Linked DNA regions of Mus musculus: region 2 is linked to region 1. Evidence: chromatin loops called from intact Hi-C (ENCODE). Cell type or tissue: left cerebral cortex. All regions are shown on one strand. Links, peaks and the distances in the headings refer to the core of each region. The heading gives the core; the rest is flanking DNA.

What was found. Peaks named below come from ENCODE experiments on the same cell type or tissue, not always from the same donor. Only the 100,000 strongest peaks of a DNase experiment are listed, where the experiment ranks them.
Region 2: it touches region 1 in a loop (11-fold over the local background); 2 of 42 quality-filtered maps call a loop at or near these places.

Annotation. Positions count from the first base shown.
Region 1 is chr4:138,719,795-138,727,145 of GRCm38, reverse strand. It overlaps Ubxn10 (UBX domain protein 10), which reads left to right and starts at 1,881. Exons shown (of 2, transcript NM_178671.5): 1 at 1,881-1,965; 2 at 5,768-7,351. The coding sequence starts at 5,783. The coding sequence ends at 6,616. It overlaps Pla2g2c (phospholipase A2, group IIC), which reads right to left and starts at 1,821. Exons shown (of 6, transcript NM_008868.3): 1 at 1,658-1,821; 2 at 1,289-1,415. In left cerebral cortex, for the core only: no CTCF peak of the experiment used is centred there; DNase peaks (open chromatin) are centred at 2,925, 3,276, 3,465, 4,159 and 3 more places; H3K4me3 peaks cover 299 bases; H3K27ac peaks cover 4,744 bases.
Region 2 is chr4:138,577,787-138,585,137 of GRCm38, reverse strand. Vwa5b1 (von Willebrand factor A domain containing 5B1) reads left to right here. Exons shown (of 22, transcript NM_029401.1): 15 at 3,358-3,559; 16 at 3,913-4,233; 17 at 6,373-6,510. Among named protein-coding and RNA genes, the nearest start is that of Vwa5b1, 43 kb to the left of the region's middle. In left cerebral cortex, for the core only: no CTCF peak of the experiment used is centred there; DNase peaks (open chromatin) are centred at 2,984, 4,217, 5,117, 5,874 and 2 more places; H3K27ac peaks cover 3,551 bases.

The DNA.
Region 1 (7,351 bases), core at 1,167-6,166:
AGAACTCCCAGAAAGGAGGCCAGCCTAGTGCAGGCTCCGCTCCACGGCCAGGTGCTCTCCCGGGGTCAGCAGCTTCCTCTCTGAGATGGGCTAACAGCCCATCACTGAAATGAACTCCTCCATGCCAGCTCTCAAGGAAAGTGCCAGTGGCACCAAGCACAGCATACATGATCGCATCCAACAGGCTCTCCTTCCCTTGGCTCAAACTTTACTGAAAACGGTATTCTTTACAATTCTATCCATGAGCAATGTGTCTTTCCAACCCAACTGTGGATGTGCTGACAAGGCCTTAGAACTCTGCTCATATCAAAATCCTATCCCTGCATGAAGCAGGTAACAAAGATGTGGCCATGAAGTTAGGTAGTGAATCTGTGGTTCTTAACTGTCTATTAGTTAACTTCTACTAGTTCAATCACTAAATTACTCTAAGGGTCTGTCTAGAGCAGAGTCCAACGGGACTCCTTTTAAAGCAGTTTTTTTTTTCTTGTTTGTTTGTTTTGTTTTGTTTTTGAGACAGGGTCTCCCTATGTAGTCATGACTGTTCTTGAACTTGCTCTGTAGACCAGGCTGGCCTTGAACTCAGAGATCCGCCTACCTCTTCCTCCTGAGTGTCGGGATTAAAGGAATGCGCTGTCACTTCTCAGCTTTAAAGTCATCTTAATGCCAGCTTGGAAGGAAGAGTTGATTAGATTGGAACAAAGACAGGGAGGAATTGGGCAAGTGAAGGGACAGGCTAAACTAGGGAAGAGTCTTCATTTAAGTCAAGGTTTCAACAGAAGCAAGGATATTGGGCCTAGGGAGGGGGAGAGTGTGTGTGTATGTGTGTGTGTGTGTGTATGTGTGTGTGTGCGCGCGCGCGTGTGTGTGCGTGTGTGCGTGTGTGTGGCTGTGGTTGGGAAGCACCTCAGAGACAGCTAACAGGGATGGGATCAGATGACCATTCTAACAGACCAGAGGCAAGAGAGCAATCGTGCAAAGGCTGGGAGCCCTCTGGTCTGACAGCAGACAACTAAGAAGGTTCACATTCAATGGTTTCTATTTTCCTTTGCAGAGGGCAGGAGACTGTCATCCCACAGGGAGGGAGGAAGGAAGACGGCATGTGGGAGGTTTTTAGAGGACAGATAGGATTTGAAATAGCTATTGGAGAGGGCAGGAAACAGAAGGCTGGCCAGGGAGGGCAGAGGGTCTCATGTGTGTGACATGTCATGGCTCGGTGTGGGTTGGACAGATTCCAGCTAAGGCATCCATCACACTGATGGGATGACAGTAGGGCCAGGAGGACTCTTACCAACAGAATGGCTGAGGTAGTGGACCATAGCTTCTGAGAAAGCAGTCAGGCTGCCGGCCTCCAAAACTCAAAGCTGTTGGGAAACGCGGTGAAGTGGCTGGAGTTGCTGACTGTATATAGTTAGACCCTTAAGGAGGAAATAGGAGATACAGGTGGTGATCACAAGACTGGTGGCCTGGGGGTGGGAACCCCCATGACAACATACCCTAAAAAAATCACCACCCAGATTCTAAGGGTCTCGTTTTAAAACAGTTGCACAACCCTGTTTAAAACAAGGACACTGGCAAAGTCAGGCCAAGGATTGACAGGGATTTGTTCCTGGTCCCTACCCCCGACTCCAGGGCAGGGCTCCCTCTCCCCTGAACGCACATTCCCCAGGAGACACAAGAGTCAGGCCAGGTCAGGAAGAAGAGTTCCAATGGCAGGGGTCCAGGCCCAGGGCCCTGTGGCCTCCATGGGGCAGGGCCACACCAAGGTCCTGAGCCTGGAATCCGTGAACCACCTCTGCCCCTCCGCCCTCCGTGCCCTAGTCCAATTCAGCTTGCGGTCCAGGTCAGGCAGGTTCCGGTCCCACCGGAAGCACGTGGCCCCCACCCCTTGGCGGTTGCCAGGGAGACAGGGCTGTTTACCAGCTGGTCGCAGCCAGGCACCGGAGGCGGATGGAGCTGAGCTGCGAGGTGAGAGGCCCGCTGTGGGTCCCCAGAAACTGAGAGGCAGGCATTTGAGTGGCCCTCCCCAGGGACAGAGCCAACCTGGCTGGAGCCTGAGTCTGCAGCAGCTAAGGGAATCTCCTGGGAGGGGCGTCTACAAGCCAGTCCCTGGACCCAGATCCAAAGAGAGAGAAGGGAGTCGGGGTCATGTGCAGAGGCAGGAGCTGCAGGGAGCCTCCCACAGCTCCAAGTGCCCTTTACCCAGGTCTGCATTCACGTTCCAGACCTTTCTGCCATTCCCGGAACACTCCTCTTCCTTCTGCACTTGAAGCTTTGCTTCCAGACCTGCCAGACCACGGAAATAATAGAGGCCTCTCCCCAACCCCCTCGCCCGCCCTTCTATCCTGGAATCAACCCCGGTTCTCTCTCTTCACTCACTTGGTGGCTTGTGGTTTCCCACATTGTAATCTCTGGTTTGGGGTAGCATAGCGAGTGGTTTCGATCCTCTCTCTCTCCCTCTCTCCCCCTCCATCCCCCGGGGTTGGTTCCTTTACAGAGTTTAATTTTGTAAGCCAGGCTGGGGACTATGGGGTGGCGGCAGTGGGTGGTAGTAACTGATAAACAATTTTAAAAGACCAATGCACGTGTACATGTCCCGGTATATGCCAGCAGATGGTTCGTAGGAGGGTGTATTTTGCTGCTTGCGCTGTAGGTTTAGATTTGGGCTGTGAAGTACCATGGTCTGACCCTATGGTGGCTTGTGGGCACCATTGGAAAACCACGGGAATCTTGATTTCATTTGTATCCAATGTCCCTTCCTTCCTGTTCGTGTGGTGATAATCCTAAGGAATGGGCACCTGCCCTTCTGGAGGGCAACATCTTGAAAATAGTGGCCCGTGTTTTGTTTCCTGCTTCCTAGCAGGCGTCTGCCTCCTAGCTATTGTGTTTAAGTAAACAGGCTACTTGTCTCTTCTGCTGGCAGCGTGATGGATGCCTACGCCTAGACGTTGTCAAATCACTTTGTAGTTGAGTGTCTGCCAGGCCCTAGAGGTGATGAAATAAATGAGCCATGCAGGGATTGTGCTGTCGCAGGAGCCTAGACAGAGGGCAAAGGTAGAGTTTGGGACCCAGGGTGTGTGTGTGTGTATCTCTGAAGGCGCCATGGCTGCCGTTCTCCAAACACCTGTTTCCTGTAGCATCCTGCCCTCCTTCTGGGTGGGGGTGGGAGCTGGTGTTCCCTCTGTGTAACAGATGGTCTCTGTGCTGGGTAGGAGGCGGTGGGTTATAAAAGCAGGTTGGGTGTAACGGCTTTACCTGAAGGAGGTGTTAGTCTCGAAATAGCCTTGAGTGGGCTTATGAGAATTAGTCATAATTGAGGTTTTTCTCTTGAGATAGCTTGCAAGTCATGTTATCTTATGACCAGGGTGTCTTGAATATGACACCCCCTGAACACGGCTAATTATACAGAGTACCAAAAGGTATAGCAACGACACGCACACACTCAAGTTTGACTGTTAAAAATAACCCCGCAGAGTGCCTGGGAGAACGCATGACTTTTCTCATCGAAGTTGTTAGGGAGAGGTTTCTAAGTTACCAAACTTCCTGACAGCCAAACCTTCCCCAGGCATGTGTGGGTGTTGGAAGCCAAGCCTGTGATAATTCTGTGGAAGCTGTGGCAAATTAATAGCCATTCCCAAGTGAGAAGGATGGAAGCTCAGCTAGAGGCTTATCCTCGCCTCAGCTGGACAGCTATGGCTTTCTCCTGCCACTCCGAACGAGAAACTCATAGGGAAAAAAAACTTTATGGTTGATCAGAAAATAAATGAGCAAGGGAAGGGGCAGGCATTTCTGGCGTCAAAACTTTTCGCTCAGGAAGAAGTTTCTGAACTACCTGCCTCCAGATTGGGCATGGAGAACAGAGGGGGAGAATGGAGGAAGGTTTGGCTGTGTAGAGCAGGGATAGCCACAGAGCCTTTTCACCCGTTAACCGGGTGTGTGTGTGGGGTGTGTGTGTGGGAGAGAGGGGGGGGAAGGGTGAGAGGGAGGGAAGGAGGGAGGGAGGGAGGGAGGTGACGGCTCAGTGGGGATAGCATTTGCCCAAGGTCCAGAATTTGGATTCCCACAATCCATGAAAGTGCTGGGTGAGTGTGCCAGCTCACCTATAACTCCAGCCCCAGAAGGCAGAGACAGGATCCCCAGTCTAGCAAGACTAGCCATATGGATGAGCTCTGGGTTTGATTGAGAGGTCCTGCCTCAGTGAATAAGGCATAAGAGCCATGGAGGCTGATTTCTACTCACATCAAACCTTGGCCTCTATCTGTGCATGTGTACCTGCCTACACATGTACCCCCAAACATGCAAAACACACAGACACACAGGACACATGGATAAAGAGGATTAAAACGTGAAAACGGAAGGGAACCTGGTCAGAGATTTTGAACAGCAGGCTCCCCTGGATTCGTAGAAATAGTATGTTTTGGTTCCCTGTGGCCTGGTTCCTGGTGGTCTAGTACAGGAGAGAACACACAGAGCATCTGGGGGCAGGGGTCACACCTAAGCCCACGAACCTGGACTAGTGCTCCTGAGGGCTGCTTGATGGAGGAGCTTGGGGGAAGTCAACTCTTAGGTGAGTGACAGTGCGTAGGTGGAAGGGACGGATCAACCCAAGAAATGTTTTGTTGTCTTGAGGCAACTGCATGGGAGGGGGCGGGGACGGGGGAGCTCTGAAGTCAGCCTCCTGACCGTTCTGTGCAGTGGACAGGGCACATTTGGGGGCTGCCATCTCCCAGCTGTTTAACACTAAGTAGGAGAAGGAAGAGCCACAACTAGCGCCTTAGGGAAATGTTCTAAAGCAGGTGTCTATGGACAGTACAGACAGAAAAGTCAAAATAGATGCTCTCTAGGTCTTCCTGAGGAGGCTTGCTGTGACCAGACTGGGGAGCCTTGTTCCATGTGACCTGTGTGTAAGGGCAAAGTGTAGGCAGCCCATGGCAGGAGGGCTGGGTGGGAATCCCAGAGGGTGGTGTGTCTATAGTGAGTGATGTCACTGCAGACAGACTGTGTCCCTTGTCTGGAGAAGTGACCTGCTATTGAGTAGAGCTGAGCCTGGTTGCCCTGCAGAGAGTCTTAGCAGGGTTGCCTTCCCCTCTCTAAGCAAATACAGTCTGCCTCTGACATTCTTCATCTGCATCTGAGGTCTGTGTTGAGCCACTCCCTTAGGGAGCTTCCAGCCCAGGGAGCCAGAAAGGACTCTGGAGCCGGGCACATTTTGCCTGATGTAGGACTTCCCCGGTGGGGCCCTTCTGTCCCCTGGACGCTTTTCTGGGTTGGGCCCAATCAGATGTTACCAGAGCACAGTGCACTCTCTTGAGTGTGTGACCATACTGGTTATGTCCCAGTGCAGTAGTCAGAACAAACAAAAGCATCCATGGATGCCTGACCGTGACTCCAGCTTGTCACATACTCCAGCTTGTCACATGGCTCGTTCCCCCTCCGACTGGCCTTTCTGCGTGTAGGCCCTTCTCCATGACAGCGAGAATTGGCTTTTCTTTTCTTCATAGTACTTACCATTCCTTGAAAACATCTGCAGACCCGTGGCTTTCACTCCCCTTAAGGATTTAAGTTCCAAGGACTTTGGATCACTGATGTGTGTCCCAAGAGCTTATCATGGATGAGCCACGGTTGCTCCCCCATGTCAGAAAACTAGAGGTAGGTCCCACACTGTGGTCCATGGGTGCTCACTCTTCCAGTGAGCACATGGCAGAAGAGGGAGCCCCAGTGCCTCGGGAAGCTCAACCCATGCCTTCTCTGTTTCTGCCTGCCTCCTTAGGGGTCCTGAGAAGCAATGGCCATAGAAGCCCCTGTGAACTTTGCACCACCTGAACGCAGCACTGTGGTCAGCACCGCAGGCGACAGCTCCACCTGGCAGCCCAGCTCACTCAGGATGCACGTTATCAGGCCCAAGTCTGCCAAGGGCCGGAAGCGGCCGAATTTGCACAGACCACAAGGCATGGGGGACGGCTCCCCCAGTGCACTATCCTCTTCACCTCCACCACGGTCCTCCGGGTCTCCCAGCAACCAGAAACCAGGAGTCTGTGCAACGGTCTCAACATCTCAGGGAGCTCCTGACGAGATGCCGGAGTTGCTGCTGCAGCAGGCACCGACACGGACCGCCTCATCTCTCAACAGGTACCCGGTCCTCCCATCCATCAACAGGAGGAGCTTAGAGGTGGGAGCCGTGGACACTGTGGCCAGCAAGACCAGTTCCCTGCAGCTGAGCAGCGTCCAGGCCCTTTACCAAGAGGATTCAAGCCAGGAAGACTCCAGAACGCAGGTCTGTGCCTTAGAGAAGAAGTTCATCATCCGAACCAAAAGACAGAGCTCCTCCAGGGCCTCCAACATCGAGGAGCCGTCGGACGAAGAGCCAAGGCTGCTGCTGGCTGTCCGGTCACCCTCAGGCCAAAGGTTCGTGCGCTATTTCAGGCCCAGTGACGACCTCCAGACCGTCCTCGAGGTGGCCGAGCAGAAAAACAAAGCCACCTACCAACACTGCAGCATTGAGACGATGGAAGTGCCCAGGAGACGGTTCTCCGACCTCACCAAGTCCCTCCAGGAATGCGGCATCCTTCATAAATCCGTGTTGGGCATCTCGCAGGAGGAGGGGGAGGCGTGGCCCTGAGCCCTCCGCACCAGGCCGAGGGGCCCCAGGTCTTTGAGCAAAGAGAACGAACGTTGGGCAACCTGAAGCCTCCAACGCAACCTTGGTTTCAGGTGCCACGAGAGCCCAGGTCAGCCAAGACCCCTAGGGCCTTGTTCGTATAGCAAGTCTGTGGCGGTGGGGATGAATCCACACACAGGAAGAGACCTCTCTAGAAAACTACGTTGTAGCCCCACATTCTCTCCGGCAGCCATGAGGAAGTTCTACATCCATCCCTAGACTGTGGCTGCGGCCAGGATAATCTACTTTCCACTGCTGGCTCCTTCCAGAATCTTCTGTCAGTGCAGTGAACTCTGGGTCTCTCAAAGCCAATACTTGGCCTTTCTATACTTGACACCAGGTTAAACTCTTCCCAGAGAGGATTCCCGTCTAGTAAACAAGTGGGGGCTTAGGGACCACGGCACTGGCGCTGGCATTTCTTGCAATGCTGTGTTTGGACGCAGCCTCCCTCCCAAGCTGCACCAGCAGAGACCCACGAGGGTCCCTGTTGGTATGAGGTGGCAGCAAAGGGAAGAGCTATCTTCTGCTGTCGCAAATCCCTCAGCACACATCTCTGAAACACCTTAGAGCTAGAGGCCCATAGAAATGGCCTCTCCAGCCATGGACCAGCCAGGGCTGCTTTTGAGTGGACTGACGGTTGGAGCTTCTTTGGTATCACCTGTCTATGTGCAGGATCCTTCCAAAATGGAAGTAAAC
Region 2 (7,351 bases), core at 964-5,963, 140 kb after region 1:
TGGAAACTGTAGCAGAGTCCATTTCTCTCTGACCCTGTGTGGGTGATGGTGATGTCAGTAGAGAATATCTCAGTCTCTTGTGGGTGGAAGGGTCAGGGAGTTGTAGCTGGGCACCTGCCCCCTCAAAGGCACCTTTAAAAGTGGCCAGTCTCCCTTCTTCCATGCCCTGCATCCTTGGCCTAGAGACAGGAAGATACTATCCCTTTTATGAAGAGGCATACCCCCAATACATACTAATACATACTTAATAGCATAAAAAGGCCCCCAAGGTTTACTGATATCCCCAAATTTCATTCCACCTGGTAAGCGGTTACGTCATTCCCTACCAGGACGTGTGTGCGGTCTAAGAAACAGGAAATTCATTTTAGCTTAATGGTCCATCACAAAAGTAATACATACTTGGCATTTGGAATTAAATCCTTCAAACAGTTCAGTTGGGTATAAAGTACAAATGAAGTCTCCCTCCGCTACCCCAACGCCCACCTAATTCTGAGGACGTCTTTCTAGAAATACCATGCGCATGCACGTATACACAGAACACTTGCATATGTTAATAGTTGCTTATGCAAATTATCCTCCAGCATATCATCTTAACGTTATTTTTTAAATACATTTTTATCTCGTTTGTTTCCTCTGTGTATATGACTGGGTGAGCAAGTAGGCGTGCATGCCGAGGTTCAAGGACAATCCCTGGGAGTCAGTTCTCTCTTTCCATCATGTGGGTCCAAGGAACCAAACTCACGATGTCAGGGTTGGCGCCAAGCCCCTTTACTAACTGGGACACCTCACTGGCCCTCTTAATGCCTTTTGAATTCAATTTTATATACAGTGAAATCACAGTCTGTTCCTGATGAACAGTTGTCTGTGGCTGACATTGAGATCTGTCATAAGTTTAAGGTGATTTTTTTCCTCAGGTATCTTCCCACAGAGGTATGAGGAGATCCTTCTTTTCGGGGCTGTGTAATACTCCGTTACATGGATATACCGCAACCTCTTCACTCTCTCCTACTGATGGAGATGTAGGTTCCAAATCTTTTATTTAACATCAGGCTCTCTCTGTGCACCCCTGGCTGGCCTGGAACTTGATGCATAGACCAAACTGGCTTAGCAACTCAGATCTGCTTCCCTTGATCCTAAGTGCCGGGACTAAAGGCATGTGCCACGTCACCCCACTGTTTCCAGATTTCTACTCTGATTATCCATATCGTGACAAATACGCACAGCTTGCATGTGTTACTTTGTAACAGATACAACACAGACCCTGTAACCCTGTGGTTCCCCCAGGGTTAAATTTGTAAGAGTAAGATCATTATCTCAGTTCATGGACTTCAATCTGTGGGACACAGCCCACTGCCCCAGTCTGTGCCGACATAAGAGACCTGAACACACTGAGCATCGTCACACATTTAGATATTTACCTGTCTCTAATAAGGAAAAAAAATGTGACTTGTCTTAACTACCATGGCTCTGAACATTTCCACTTGGCTAACTGATGTGTTCAATAAAAACTGCTTGTGGATGAAGGCCCCCACTATTCTAATTTTGTCTTTTCTCTCCAATTACATGCGAGAGAGTTCTTTTTCCTTTTCTTTTCAAGGCCAGAAGAAGAACAATTGTTTATTGAGTACACCTGGAGAGTGCTAGTGAGCTGGGCAGTAGCTAGGGTACCACCTGCAGCTTAGGGCAGTGAGTCACATAAGACGGGGGGATGAGATGTCTTTCTGTGCTCAGAAGAAATATCCCCTGTGTGTAGCTCTGGGGATGTAGTTTGTGTCATGAGGAGGAAGGCAGTCTGGGTAGGCAGGTAAACGATGCTAGACCTTTGTGTGAGTCAGCATGGTAGTACCACCCAGTCTTGTGGCTTCTGCCACGCAAATCAGGGCAGTCATGGTCTGTTACCCAGCCCTGGGCTGCAGTTGTGTGGCATTTAAGGAGCCTGGCCTGGTGCTCCATCACAATCCCTGAATCACACAATGTGGAAGAACTCCTTCCGTGTGAGTCCTCTGTGCACTGCATTGCCCACAAACACACATGGTACAAAAAAAAGAAAGAAAAACATCTAAACAAGCATGTGTTTTTGCAGAAATCAGTGGTTGAGTGGGACTCAGAGGATCCTGAATTCCAAGAGCATTTTCTTTAAAAAAAAAAAAAAAAAAAAAAAAAAAAAGAACTCCATCATACATGTTGCAAGGATATTTCCCATCTACCCCTTGGCTTTCGGATGTTTGTTTATAACAAGCCCAAGAACAGATAGATGAAATTATCAAAACAGACTGTAAAGTCCACAAACAAAGCCAAACACACATGCTAGCTCTGTAAGGATCTTGTATCGAACCGATAAGCTACAGGGAGCCCCGCTGCATTCCATAAACAGCACTGAGGTCTGTGGCATTTGGGAAATCAAAGTTAAAGCTGGTTCCTATCTCCTCACAGGAAAATAGATTGCATATGAATCAAAGCCTTAAAACACACAAACAAAAATAACAAAACTTCTAGAAGATTTTCTTGGGGGTGGGAAAGACCTTTTAAGCACACCATATGGGGAGACATAAGGGGAAGGGCTGGTAATTTTAACTGCACACAAAAAAGGGTTTAAGCTTTCTGCCAGAAAAGAAAGTAGGTCTGGAATTATCCAAGGTACATGGCTCTCTGTGCCTTGCAGTTGACCCGTGGCCTGGAATTTTTCTGGTTTCTGTTTCTCAAGGGTGGTGGGGACTAAGTCAAGGGTCCCTGGGTCCCTGAGAGGCCTGACCTGGAAAGTGCTGTGAAGGAGAGAGAGAGAGAGAGAGAGAGAGAGACAGACAGACAGACAGACAGACAGACAGACAGAGACAGACAGAGAGACAGAGACAAACAGAGACAGAGACAGACAGAGAGACAGAGGGAGACAGAGACAGAGAGACACAGAGAGAGAGACAAAGAGAGAGGCGAGAGAGAGAGAGAGAGAGAGAGAGAGAGAGAGAGAGAGAGAGAGAGGAGGGAGCTGTGGGGGGTGGAGCAGAAGGAGGTTCTTGCCATCATGAGCTTCACCTCCCCTTGTTTCCCCCTCCTCCTTCTTCCATCCTCCTAATTCTCTTCTTCTTCCCTCCTTCTCTTTTTCCTCCTCCCTCCTCCCTTCCCCTCCTCTTCTCCTCCCTCCCTCCTCTCCTCTTCCCTTCCTCTTCATTCCCATCCTACTTATCCCCTCCCCCATTCTCCCTTCTTCCTCTTCATCCCATCCTCATCCCCCTTTCCCTTCCTTGCCATCCTCCCCCTCCTCCTCCTCCTCTTCCTCCTCTTTCTACCCCTCATTCGTCCCTCCTCCTCTTACATTCTCCCTCCTCCCTCCCTTCCCCTGCCCTTTGCTTTCCTCCATAGACCCTACTTAACGAAGGCCATAACCTGAGCCAGGGCCCCAAACTTCATGGCCCAGGAGCCCGCAGGCCTTCCCTACTGCCTCAAGGCTGCCAGCTCATGCGCTTCTTTGACCAGAAGCCCCAGGCCTGGGGCCCTGTGAGAGAGCTGGATTGTGGTGCCAGCCGGACGTCTGCCCCTAACAGCCAAAGCTCTGAAGATCTGGGTAAGTGACCAAGGCCCACGATCCAAGGGGACAGGAAGGCTGTGGCCCAATTTCAGATGACAGAGACAGAGTACCAGTGCCTGTCTCTGTGTCTTTGTGAAACTCTTGCTCTGAGAACCTTCCTGTGCCCACCCCATCTGTTCATCCCCTCAGGGACAGGCTTCCAGAAAGGTGGATTTGTCCCTCTCTGGGACAAGCCCAAGCCACCTGTGCGTTAGCGCATTAGGAAGGATCGGTCTTTAAAGCTGGATGGCCTTTGTGTTTTCTAGAAATGACTGCCCCCAGGGGAGGGATGACATTCTCTGCAAATGGCTGCCTGTTTGGGCTCAGGTTCAGCCCTCTTGTTCTTCCAGCCATAGAGCCAGCCCATTGTCCTTCAACCTTTGAACGGGAGACATCCTTAGACTTGGAGCCCATGGCTGAGTCCGAGGAGCAAGCCAATCCCTGCAGGACTGCCACTCCAAGCCCTGTGGTGGGCAAGGCTTTGGTCAAAGGCCTGTGCGCCAACCAACGCATGCAGTGGGAAGTGAGCTTCGAGCTGGAGCCTCCAGCCCTGAAGAGGGGGGACACACAGAACGCTGACATGTGGAGTGAGACTTTCCACCACCTGGCGGCCCGCGCCATCATCCGAGAATTCGAGCATCTGGCAGAGCGCGAGGACGAGATCGAGCTGGGTGAGCCACCAGGATCAGGGTGGCAGGATTCCCTTTGGCAGCACGGTGCCCTTCTCACTGACCAAGGCCAACCCATTCCAAAGCCCCGCCCACACCCTAAGACCCACCCTCCAGAGACCTAGTGCCACATCTACTGCCCAAGATCCCTTCCCTAATTTTCAGACTCTCACCCACACCCAAAGCCCTCAAAGTCCTTGCTCTGTCTCAGTAACCTAAGGTTAGCCCTAGGTTAGCCTCGCCAACTAGCTCCACACTATGCACAGCTCGCCTCCTTACCACACCTCTGCTGAAGTCAAGTCTCTGTACCACTAGCTGTTTCCTGAGCCTACATTCCACTGTGTCTCACCCCATATTAAATGGAGCTTGGGCCTGAATCCTCAACTTGAGGTGCCCTCCCTTCCTCGGCCCTGGATTTGTCCATCTCTCCCACTCTTCAGATGACCCATCCTCCTCTCTTCCTACCTCCTCCTCTCCTACCACACTTGCCCACCCCCATGCTCCCTCATACCCAGCATTTCTCTGGGTGACTCATATCTGGTTCTGGAGGGTCAACAATGATAGGAGATCCTCTGAGGTTGAACCTTCCCAGAGGGCCCCTAGACCTAGCCTAGATCCTGCCCATTCTCATCAGCCCCAATGACTCCCCCACAGTCAGCGGGGGGCCAGGCTAGGTGTTTGGCCCCACAGACGCCTCCGGAGGGTTGGTTAGCATAGAATAAAGTGAGCACATCCTTTCCCGGGGCACCTGACACTGGCTAAGAGAGGCCAGCATTAATCAAACAATTACACAGCTAATTAAATAAGTCCTGTTCAGAAACGCTTGAATTCCAAGCCCTGTATAGCAGGGATGGGTCGTGAGCTAATTTAGTTCAGGAACTGGGGCAGCCTTTCCCAGAACGTGACTAGTGAAATCTCAATAGGACACACTTGGAGAACAGAGATAAGTGGCAATAAGTACGGGATTCCTTTGTTCTAAGTTTATGCTTAATTTGCATACTATGTGGTTCATATTTTATTTGTACTTGGGGGGTAACGCATGATCTTCTTTTCTTCCATGAATACTCCTCCCCCTTTTATTGCCCTGATTCCCTGAACAGCCCTCAGAAGGCAGCAAGCCATCAAGAGGGCTCACTGTTTGGTAGAAAGGGCGTGAACTTACAGGTCAGGTCATCCTGAGCCCTAATCTCAGGTTCTGACTAACTTGCTGTGTGACCAAGCATTGAGTCCTTCTCTCTAATGTTCAATCTGAAAGGGAGGAAGGAGAGAGAGAGAGAGAGAGAGAGAGAGAGAGAGAGAGAGAGAGAGAGAGAGGAGAGAGAGAGAGACTGTCTGACTGTGTGTCTGTGTGTGTATGTCTCTGTGTGTGTCTGTGTGCATACATTGTGTGTGTGTGTTTTGGGTGGGTTGTGCCAGTTGTGGAGGTGGGGGTAGATAGGTGTACAGAGAAGCCGGAGGAAGATTCAGGGTGTGTCCCTCTCATTCTCTAACTTGCTCCCTTGGGAGAAGAGTCTCTCACGGAGCCTGAAGCCTGGGGCTTTTTGGCGAGGCTGGCTGGCCGGCAAGCACCCTGGGTCCTCCTGTCTCTCAGCTCCCTGCATCTCCAGCCCTGGATTCCAGGTGGCCACAGCCATGCTCAGCTCCTTCTCTGCTGGGGACACAACTCAGCGCTTTCTTAGCAAGTGCTCTTGCCCACGAAGCCATCTCCCAGATCACGGCTTTCCAATCTTCTCAGCCATGTGGAAGGTCCCATGAGTCAGGGAACCCATGAAGCCCTGTCACAAGGTTCCCGCCAGTCACCTGCAAGATTCAAATACACAGTATAGACAACATAGGACGCCGTTTAAATAAACATGCTATTTAAAGGAATTAGCTATCTTTTACTCTAAGATAATGACTTAAGTTTTTATGTTAACACACCCTTTATCTTGTGAAATGGTGTTTTTTGTTTTGGTGGTGGTGATGGTGGTGTTTTGTTTTGTTTTTTTGTCTTTAATTAGCCCATTGGCAGGCCACCAATTTCAAGACCTACTTGACCCCAAAGATGGACTGCTAATCCAGCTCTCCTTTCAGCTTCCAGGGTCTCCACGCCAAGCAAGACTTTCTGATCCCAGACCGTGACCCTTGCTCTTCCTCCCACAGGGTCCAATCGCCGATACCAGGTGAACGCCGTGCACACCAGCAAGGCCTGCAGCGTGATCAGCAAATACACGGCCTTTGTGCCTGTGGACATAAACAAGAGGCAGTACCTGCCCACGGTCGTCAAGTACCCCAACTCTGGTAAGGCGCATGCGTGAGTGTAGGGAGAGGCACACTCCAGCCCGCGGGCTTGGGGAGGAGCTGAGATACAGGAAAGAGCAGGCTCCCAACGGGCGGGCGGCTCAGCCACAGAGGAAGAGGGGAGCAAGATGCCTTCAGTGTATTTTGTTCTCCCCCGGAGAGACGATAAACGATCCAGTTCTTTGTAAAGAGCCCCAAAATGTCTAGAATGATGCAACCTAAGACAGATGCGTCAGAGTGACAGTCACCCAGGAGGAGAGCTTGTACCTCCCTGCTGTGCCCATCCTGACTTCTCTTGGATGGGTTGTCTACAAGGAGGGGAATCATGTGACACGTGCAGTTACCTCAGCTGGAACACACCGATACATACTATGGTTTTCAAATTAAAGCTGTGAAAAATAGTCTATTCCTGAAGAAATACTTAAACGCTCTTTTTGATCACATACTGTATTCCACTGCAGGGATATCCCATCATCCACCAGGCCCAGCCTGGTGGCACAGGCCTGTCACCCTGGCTACTCAGACGATGGAGGTACATGGGTCGCCGGTCCAAGGCTACTTGAGCTACATCCTCCGTTTTCAAGGCTAGCCTGGGCAACTTAGCAAGGCCTTGTCTCAAAAATAAAAGTTAATAGGAGAGTCAGGGATATAACAGTGGAGTGCTTGCCTGGCGTGTGGGAAGCCTGGGGTCAGTCCCTAGAACTGGCTTTGCCTCTTATGTTTTATGCTTGGTCCACAAAGCATATGTTAGATCATCCAACCCTCGAAACAGTTCTGCCAAGTAACTTCGTTACTGCCCCATTTTACAGATGGGAAACAGAGGCAGAGGATGTTTCATGAT